Regions from separate parts of the Mus musculus genome. Here region 1 is linked to region 2. A link is a loop called in an ENCODE intact Hi-C map of the cell type or tissue named here. Cell type or tissue: left cerebral cortex. All regions are shown on one strand.

Region 1 (5,000 bases), 470 kb after region 2:
TCTCCAACTCCACGGCAAAGCTGCTCGAGAACTGGGAGGGCCGGTGGCTCTCCCTGGCAGATCCAGCGTCAGCCCCGGCCCCCGAGTCCACCGCGCCCAATGGCCCGCAACTCGCGCCGGGCTCCGGAGAGGAGCCGCGCCGGGGCCGCCGGCCAGGACACTGCGCTGCTGGCGCCCTGGGCAGCGGGCGCGCCGGCCAGCCCCGCTGCCAGGTTACTGGGGCAAGCGCCCCTACCTCGACCCCACTCGACTCGCGGAGCGTAGGAGAACGGCCGCTCCCTGCCTCTCTCTGTCCGGCCTCAGGGACCAGCAGGCGGCCGCGCTCCGTGGCTTCGGGTGCACCACGCGGGCCGCCTCGGGGAGGCGAGAAGCCGTGCCTCGGTTTGCAACAGTGAGCAGCAGCCCAGCCTAGCGCCCACGCACCACCCCCCCATGCACCCTGCCTCCAGCCGGGTCGCTCACCTGAGTCCTAAAAGCTGTTGGATCCACATGGTCACGTTTCAGGGAACCCAGCCTCAGACCTTGCTTGCCCCAGCCATCTGCGCGGCGCCCGCGCCCGCTCGCTCCGGTCCCGTGGCGCCGCTCTTCGGCTTCGGGCCGCCGCCGCCACCCGCCGCCCGCCGCCCGCCGGCCGCGGGGCGCACAGCGAGTCAGAGCGCGGCCGCGCGGGGCTCCATGCCGGCCGGCGCGCCGCCGCCGAGGGGGCGCATGGCTCAGGCGGGCCGGCCCGCGGGGACGCACATCCTCCCGCCGGCTCTCGGGGCGCGGGGCCCCCACCGCAGGCCACACGGCGCGGGCGGCAGCGAGGCGGGCGCACTCCGGGTCTGTCGCCGGCCGCGAGGGTCCGAGGAGCGGGGCTTCGTCCTCCGGGGCGACGAGTAGCGAAGCGGGCGGCTCCGCAAGCCGTGCGAGGATCTAGCCTGCAGCCGGAGCTGCGAGGCTGTGATCGGTGTTGCCCGGGGGTTGAGAAGATCGCCCCTCTGGCCCACGCGGGTCGCCTCCACGCGCCGCCGGGTCGAGGGGCCTCTGTCCCAGGTTCTGACACCGATCAAGTTGCTGGAGAGCTCCGTCTAAGCGCTCGCTCTGCAGACAGCCGCGGCCCGGAGACTGCCAGAAGGCGGGCAGGGGAGGCGCGGGGCGAAGAAGCGTGGAGCGCGGGGCGTGGGGACGCGCGGCGGCGCCGCCGCGCGGAGGAGGCGCGCGGGGATCCCGGGCCCCGCCGCCCGCGCCCACCGCGCCCTCCGCAGAGCCGCCCGCGCCGCTCGGCCGCCTCCCTCTGCGCGTCTGCCTCCAGAAGCGCTTGCCCCCGCCTCCGCGAACGGGTCCCAACTCCGCCCGCCGGGCCCGGCTCACGTCACCCTCCTTCCCCGCCCCTCAACCTGGAGTCGGAGCCCCCAACCCGGCCGGTCGGCTTAGCTTGCCAGCCCACCTCGCTGGAGCTGGACTGGCGACCTGGGCTCTGAGTGGCCTGGGCGGCGCCAGAGAGAAGAACCGGGCCCACCCCTTCCCCATCCCTGGCCGCGTCCGGGTCTCCACCTTGGGAAAGGCTCGAAAGAGGCCGCAGGCTCCGATTGGACCGCCCGGCGCCGCCGGATGGTGTTGCCACGGTAACCAGATGGCATGCGAAGCAGTTAAGAGGTTCGGACCCTGTTCTAAGTACGCCCATTGAACGCAGAGGGCTGATTTGGGGAGAGGAGGTTCTCATGGGACTGGGGAGCTGAGGCTGTGCGAAAAGTTTCCTCCTGCGGAGCTGCACGGCGCAGGCGATGCGAGAGGCTGGGGAGGGTCCTCCTGGGGAGTCTCCCCACTGCCTGGGCCTGGCCTCTCTCCAGGCAGATGAAGTTTCAGCCTTTGGTTGGAGCATGCTTCTGCCCGGTTATTCAGTCTCCAGCGCAGTTCCCCCTCCTTCTTGGTTTTATGGCATCTGCTGTCTTCGCAGAGCCAGGGAGTTCTGAACCTGGCACTCCCAGACATCTTGCCCACTCTCCCACCCAGCACTCCCTGGTGCCTACCTGGTTAGTTGTGTCTGCATGTCCGGTTAGTGAAAGACAGGCTTTCTGTGGTCCCCTTTCACTGAAAGGAGTGACATAAAGGCAGAGGATCCCACGGAGGCCTTAGCTGCCTAGTCCCTGAGGAACTGTAGGAACAAAAGCCAGCTCTCAGCTCCACACATAGTGGGGAAGAAATGCAAAGCCAGGGGCCTTAGAAATGAGCTTCAGTCTGCGGTCTTCCTGCTTGGACTTTAGAGTCAGAGCCGGGAAGGTAAAGAGAGGCAACTGGGGACTTGCCAGGGTGCTGCAAGCAAGTGACTTCAGCCCAGCAGTTGCCCCCCTCAGGAGAGAGAGGGTGAGGCCTCCCTGGGAGGGTTGCTGGGGGGGGGGGAGGAGCCAGTCTTCCTGGGATTCACTGTGCACCCAGGCAGGTCCTTTTCCCTGAGCCTCCAGTCCAAGGTTTTTGGCAGCCAGAGATTCTCCCCACCCAGGCTGGACAGGACAACATGGTTCTGTTTTCCCTCTCAGGCCCTAAAGAAAGTATCTGGGAGCAAGGTAGCATGGTTGCAAGAGACTGAAGTTAGGTATGGGGTGCTACTGTCTTGGGGTCCTATGTCTATTACGCAACCTCTCCGACTCTTGGCTTTCTCATCTTACAAGACCCGTTTCCGGTGCTTTCCCTCAGGAGGTTTTAATTAGGACTAAATGAGTTGGCCCAGCGCACGTGCAGCTGCGACTAGCTGTGTGCCAGTCTGTCGTCCAGAGAGACACCCAGGTGACTCAGCGCTTTGAATGCCTGGTCACTTCTGGGTCCTCTTCCCGCAGAGCCCTGGTCCTGGGGGTTGGAGGGAGATGATCTTACAAAGTAAGGAGGCAGGGAAGTCCTAGCGGACGGAGCAAGCTGGACCCAGTTGCCAACCAGGAAGGAGATGCCTGCACTGCTGCCACCTAGCGGGAAAAGCTGGGGTGCTGCAAAAAGAGGGCCTTCCAGCAGCCTGTAGAGTCCTTAGGGAGACTTAGCCTGGGCAGCCAGGTGACTGGAGGTGGGGGTTCTGACCTGCTTTCTTCTACAGACCTTTTCACAGGCTTAGGAGACCCACTGCCCTTTGGGAAGGTGGCAAATCCCGTTCAGTCTGAGATGTTACTGAAATGTATTCTCAAAGATAACTCTAACAGGATTGGGATACAGCTGGAGGAAGAGCCTGTGTTTAGCCTGGATAAGGCCCCAGGTTCAATCCCCAGCAAACGCCCAGAAAAAGATTAATGAAGTCAATGTATGACTTAATAATGTATGCTCTTGGGGGCTGGTGAGTTGGCTCAGAGGTTCAGAGCACTGCCTGTTCTTCCAGATGACCGGGGTTCAATTCTCAGCATCCACATGGGATCTGACACCCTCACACAGACACATACAGGCCAAACACCAATGCACATAAAATAAAAATAATTTTTAAAACTGTATGTTCTTGTTGATACATTAGATAAGTAACTGACATATCCTGGTTATAACTGACAGCCAGATGCACCCTGGGACTTTTGCAACTTCATTTGCCTACAAAATGCCTCTGGCTTCTGTTTGATGTCACAGGTACCACCTAGCCATCAGCCCGCCACCCACAGTTATGACTCGAGAAAAATGTTCAACTTCCGGTGAGAGTTAACTAAGCCAAGATCAAATTCTCTTGCTCGTGTTTCTTGGCCTGATGGATACTATTCTGACGGGAAGGGGCTTGTCCAAGAAGACAGTGGATAGTAACATTTTCTGCATGCAAGGATGGGAACAAGAAAAGACAGTAGTCTCTAGGAAAATAAAACAACAGTAACATACATAGGGCCTCTCCATTAGGCAGGGGAGGAGACTCTTGGCCCCCATCAGGACGTGTTAGAAGTTGAACCTCTGAGAAGCTGGGACCTCAGCACACAACTCTACTTCCCCAAGGGTAATTCATGTCCAAGCCTCCCCAAGGCAAGCCCTTCTGTGTTACTTCTTTGTTTTTCTTTATCTCTTGATTAAAAAAAAAAAACATTATTTTACAGATGGAAAAACAATAAAACTTTCATCTCGCTGTGTGTGACCTGTTCCCTAGAACTCAAGGATATCACGCAGCTATCTGATTTATTTTTCTCTCCTTCGGAGCTAGCTGGGAGTAGTCGAGGAGGGTATGTGCCACTCCACCTAATACGCCGAGACATACACACACACACACACACACACACACGTCCATACATGAAAGCAAACACTTGAGGACACACAGATGCACATACATACACATGTGCCCACAGTTGCACACACAGAGGCATATGCAGATGAGCAAACATACATTTGCATGCTCCCACACACATGCATACACCTGACAGCCTCTGTATGCACAGACAGGACCCCTTACTGGGACTCTCTGTGCAAAGGGCAGGTCTTCTTGTAGCTTCTGGCAGCTCCTCCTCTGCCTGGCAGACATCCTGGCCTGGAGCCGCCAAGTACCACCACAGGCTGCTCTGCTCAGCCCTCTCTCTTCCAGTTTCTCAACAAAGGAGCCGCAGGCCCGCGGGAGGTCCTCCTTGAAGCTCTCTGAGGCCATTTACCTAATGGCCTTCCCAGACTTGACTATTTTTAAAACCCATCCAAAGCCAAATTGAGCTGCCATTGTTCATTTTTCTCCCGAGGAGGTAAATGTGTCTTAAGCATGACATTTGATTAAGTAGCTAAGTTTGGGGTTTTAAATGGAAGGAAAAAATGCTGATTAAAATCATTATAAGTTTCCGTAAAGTGTTCACACAGGTGTCTTCACCCCCCCCCCCCCCGCTCCCCAGCCTTGTACTGGCTCCCCCAAAAGTCACCTTGCTTTCTCAGACCTTCTCAGAGAGTTTCAGTATTGGGGGCTTTTGGAATGTTTCCTGTCACCCGAGCTGTCTCCAATTGAGGCTGCTTGCTGCTGAGCTCAGGCAGGAGTTGGTCTAGCCTGTCAGAGGTGGGATCTAAGATGACAGACACTCCCACCAGCAAAATGTCTCACA
Region 2 (5,000 bases):
CCACCGCCATTCCCTCCGCTTGGGGTCCTAGCATTTATATGCCCTCTGAAGAGTTCCCAGAATTCCAAATGTCACACAATGGCAGAAACTATCTGTAGCTGGCAGAATCACACCCCTGTAGAGTATGAGGCAAATCACAGTCAGCTGCTGTAGACAGTCTGAAGCAGCCCCATAACCCCTTGCATGGGAATAAAATGAAAACATATCCTTAAAATATTGTGTATGTGTGTGTGTGTGTGTGTGTGTGTGTGTGTGTGTGTTTTCTTTAAGACACCAAAGTTCCAGAGTTCTCACTACAGAGGTCCATCAAAACAGGAAGCAGCCCCACAGAAAATTCCAAGCCAGGAGGCAAGCACAGCGTGTGAAATCTGAGGAGGCCGGCCATGTGGAAGTTGAGCTCAGAGGGACCAGGAAGGGGCTCAGGGAGCGAAGGAGTCGCCATGTATGTGCAAGGACTGGGTTTGGATCCTCAGGAGTCAGTATCCCAAAGTGGTGGTATGTGGTTGACATCCCAGCACTTGGGAGATGGAGACAGAGGGAAGTGCTGGAGAGATGGCTTAGTGGTAAGAGCACTGACGGCTCTCCCAAAGGACCCAAGTTCAGTTCCCAGCACCCACATCAGATATGATCACAACTGCCTGGAACTCCAGTTCCAGGGGATCTGACACACTCCTCTGACTTCCTGGGGCACGGTCCTCATTTGCACATTCATGTGCACACACACTGTCTACCTCTCTATACACATTTTCAATAATAAAAATAAATGTAAAGAAATTAATAAGGTAGAGAGTGATTGAGGAAGTCACCCAGTGTCAGCTCTGGTCTTCAAGGCATGCATATAGGTCACATGCGCCCACACATATCCTTGCATACACAAGTTTGTATAATGAAATAAAAGCTTTTATTTTCTTTCTTTGGCTCTTGTGTTTCCCCCCACCCCCAATATTTATCCTTACTAGGTATGATGGAGAATCTTGCCTGCAAACTTGACATGAGTGTGAAGGCAGAACCTCGGTTGAGCTATTGCCTCCCTCAGAGTGGCTTACAAGCAAGCCTGTGGGACATTTTCTTGATTTAGAATTGATGTGGGGAGGCCTGGCCCACCGTGGGTGGTGCCCCCTCTGGCAGGCAGTCCTGGGTGTATCAGGAAGCTAGCTGAACAGATGCATAGATGAGGAAATCAGTAAGCAGGATTCCTCCGTGGTCTCTACTTCAGGTTCCTGTCTCCATTCCTCTGTGGTCTTGGCTTCAGGTTCCCACCTCCGGGTTCCTGCCTCAGGTTTCTATCCTTGACTTCCCTTAGGGAACAACTGTTCTTCCTCATGCTGTATTTGGTCAGTTTTTAATAGAAAGCAGATGGTAACAATAGGCAACAAAGTGATGCAGAAAAATCCACTCATGGTGTCTTAGAAACAGACACACAGAAGAGCATGAGAGGGCTGTTTGGCAACGCACGTGTCTCACAGACTATTTTATGACTGGAAGGAGAACAGGCTCATTCCACACACGGTACCTAACCAGTACACAGCTTAGTTTCACGTGGCTTTAATTACAAAAGACAAAAACAAACAACAGCCACCACCAGCTTCCTGCACAAGCTGCCGGGACTCCTCTTCCGAAGTCCTCGCGTTGCGAGCATCTGAGGCTCGTTCATCTCTCCAACACGTCTTGGAACTCCTTTCCTCATACCATGGTGTTTCTCAGTTCATGCGTGCCGTCCTGTGGATGTTGTCTGTTGGTGTTTAATGGTGTATAATATTCCATTGTGTGAGTATATGGCATATTTTTCATCCACCAGCTTTGATGAGACTTAACAAAAAAACTAAACAAAACTCTGAGCTACCTCACTCCTTGGGAGCCTGGGCTGAGCATCTTTGAGGTGTATGCTCACGCATTTACTCGCGTGTACGCTGGGAAGATGTTTACTGTGAACGCATTCAGCCTTAAAGGACAATGATTTTTGAAATGGCTCTGCATGGAACCAGTGAGAGAGTTCCGTGGCTAAGATCACGTTTTGTCCTTGCAGAGGACCCAGGTTCCGTTCCCAGCACCATGAGGTGGTTCACAACCACCTGTGGCGCCAACTGTACAGAACTGGATTCTTTTTGTTAGCTTTCGTGGGTACCCGAACTCATGTGCATACACGCAGACTAAGATGCACAGACAAGATTTCCTTTAAAAATTAAGACCAAAGTGGCTGATCAGATTTCCAGCATCATCAGCTCGTTAAGCAGCCGCTGCTGATGTTGTAGGGTGAGAGGTCAGCCCCCCAACCCCCGTCCTAATTGGTATTTCAGTGGATTCTACAGTGGATAGTTACCATCTGCACTGGCTGTCTAGGTGTCTCTGCCCACTTTGGGGACAGGGTGGTCCATGTCCACTCCTCTTTCATGATTAATTCATTTCTATTTTTATCTTATTTTATCTTATTGTATAGATGTAAAGGACTTCACAGATTCTACAAATCCAAATTTCATGCTTTCAGTTACATAAACTGAAAACATTTTCTTTCTGTCTTTTGCTCCCTTTATCGTGCATTTTCAAGAGCGGAAGTTTTGGTTGCAAAGCCACTAAAGTGATCAACCTTTTTGAAAACACTGGATGGAAGAATTCTATTTTAAGACCCTTTCCCTTATCTCAGAGCACAGTATCCTTGTTTAGTTTTAAATCATCTTAAGCTTTGGTTTTTAAAAAAAAAAAAAAACTTGCAATGCATTTGGAACTAGTCTGGGTTTTAACATAGGTAGGTCTCTCATTTTATTTTGTAAAATGAGAGTAACTGTGTCAGTTACTTAGAAGGAGCTGTGACCAAAATAACCGAGAACACAACTTGCAGGCAGAAGGGCAGCTTTGCCTGTGGTTTGTGAGGATTCAGTCCTGGTTGCTTGATCCCAGGAGCTTGGGCAGAACATCATGGCAGCCAGTGCATGGGGTAGAAGAGGTTTTCCACCTCATGGTGGACAAGAAGCTGAGTCAGGGTGGGGGAGAGACCAAGGGCTGGATTCAAGCTTCAAAATCATATCCCTAGTGACCAGCTTTCCCCGTCAAGTTCCCATCTCCCAAATTTTCTAGCACGTCTCATAGTGGCTCTACCAGCTAGGGTCTAACACTTGATCCGGGGTCTGTGTTTCATAGATTCATCAAACCAACCAATTGTGTGGGTTCCATTCATGGGAAACCTCCCCTTACTGTTCTAGGTCTATTTCCATTGCTGCGATAAAACACTGCCCCAAAGCTCCGTGAAGAGTGGGTTTGTCTGGCTTATAGGTTACAGTTCATCTCGGAGGAAAGCCAAGGTGAGAACTCAAGGCAGGAACCTGGAGGCAGGAAGTGAAGCAGAAGCCATGGAGGAACACCATTTGCTGGCTTGCTCCCAGCCTCATGATCAGCTAGCTTTCTTATGCAACAATAGCAATTAAAATGTGCTCCGCAAGTGTGCCCACAGGCCAATCTTATTTGAGTCAGTTCTTTACCTAAGGTTCCCTCTCCCCAAGTAAGTCAAATAGATAACCAAGATTAGCTGACACATGGCCCATCCTCTGGCCTGGCCGCATTCTCTGCAGGTGTGGCTCTCACTAGGATTTCTGTATACCTTTGCAGTGGACAAACTCATCAACGTCTGTAGTAATGTTGGGCTGCCTTCCTCACAGCTCCCCTTTGGACAGCCTTCGACGCCGTCAGGACACATCTTCTCTTCTCTTCTTCATCTCCCCTGTTATTCTTGTTCTTTCACACTTCTGCAGAAATCTTAGAATCAATTTGTCAGGATCCACAGAATTCTTATTAGAATTTGGATTAGAGATCGTTGCATCTGCCGACCAATTTTGGGAAGACTGACAGCTTTTATGAGCTGGGATTTTCTGCTAAGAGCATGGACATGTGGCATCCAAAAATAAGAATCTATTACCAAGTAAGGGTAGAAAATAACAACGTTTCTGAGAAAGACTTTTAATAGGAATATTCTACAGGCAGGCATGCCGGCAAAATGAAAGAGGAACTCCTGCTACGGCAGTGAAATGAGGAAACCTCCTTGAACTAGATACTTGTCTCCCTGCCGTGTCAAATATCTGACCAGAGGGCGGTCCAAGGATGGGAGGGTTTGTTTAGCATGATGGTTTAAGAGAGAGTCCAGTCCATCCAGAGGAGGAGGGCAGGGCAGAAGTGAGAAAGTTGGCCCACCTTCTACAATCAGGAAGCCAGAAAGAGATGCACGCTGGTAGTGAGCTGCCTTATTTCATCAGAGATTTCGATCCCATGTGCTGGTGTCTCCTGCATCAAAGGTGGGTCACCTCTCCCCAGCTAAACCTCTCTCAGAATGCTGTAATAGAAATGGCTAGAGCTGTGTCTCCTAGGGGACTCCTAATCCAGTCAAGTTGACTCTAGTCACTGTTTTTGTTGAATTCTGCTACTGTGATAAACGTCTTCTACTTACAAGTTATAATTGATAATTGAGCAAAGTTGGGGCAAGAACTTTCGGGAGGGGCAATGGAGGGAAATGCTAGCTGACTTCCTCATTCTCTAACCCACGCTCAGCTAGCTTCCTTATGTAGATCAGGAGCGCCTGCCTAGGGCTTGGCGGGGCGCTGTCCACGGTGGACCTGCTCTTCTTACATAATCAACAATCAAAGCAATCCCTCACAGACATGACCACAGGCCACTCTGGGCATTCATCAATTAAGTTTTCTCTGATGACTCTAGACCAAGTCAAGTTTGCAGCCAAAGTTAAGCAGGAATAGTACAAACCATCCCTCTCCTCTCAGAAAAGTAACATGATTGACAAGAGAAAAAGAGAGAGGTGGGTGACAGACCCACAGTGAGACAGCTTCCTCAGGATAAGTCACCAGGGGGAGTGGGAAATACCACCTGGAACATGCTGAGAGAAAATGGTCCACCCTAGGAAAGACTTCACTCTAGAAACAACAAAAGCAACTGAGTTTCCACATATATCTTAAACTCACAATGTATCATATTGTAAAAAGATTTTATTTTAGTGTTTGTGT

Evidence for each region. A loop is a pair of places that touch in the nucleus more often than their neighbours do. Peaks named below come from ENCODE experiments on the same cell type or tissue, not always from the same donor. Only the 100,000 strongest peaks of a DNase experiment are listed, where the experiment ranks them.
Region 1: it touches region 2 in a loop (2.0-fold over the local background); 3 of 42 quality-filtered maps call a loop at or near these places.

What each region holds. Positions count from the first base shown.
Region 1 is chr4:153,481,667-153,486,666 of GRCm38, forward strand. It overlaps Ajap1 (adherens junction associated protein 1), which reads right to left and starts at 1,164. Exons shown (of 6, transcript NM_001099299.1): 1 at 463-1,164. The coding sequence starts at 491. In left cerebral cortex, a CTCF peak has its summit at 2,935 (motif pointing left); DNase peaks (open chromatin) are centred at 339, 1,113, 1,585 and 2,929; H3K4me3 peaks cover 1,753 bases; H3K27ac peaks cover 1,935 bases.
Region 2 is chr4:153,007,147-153,012,146 of GRCm38, forward strand. No RefSeq gene overlaps it. Among named protein-coding and RNA genes, the nearest start is that of Gm30911, 150 kb to the left of the region's middle. In left cerebral cortex, no CTCF peak of the experiment used is centred here; DNase peaks (open chromatin) are centred at 2,858 and 3,861.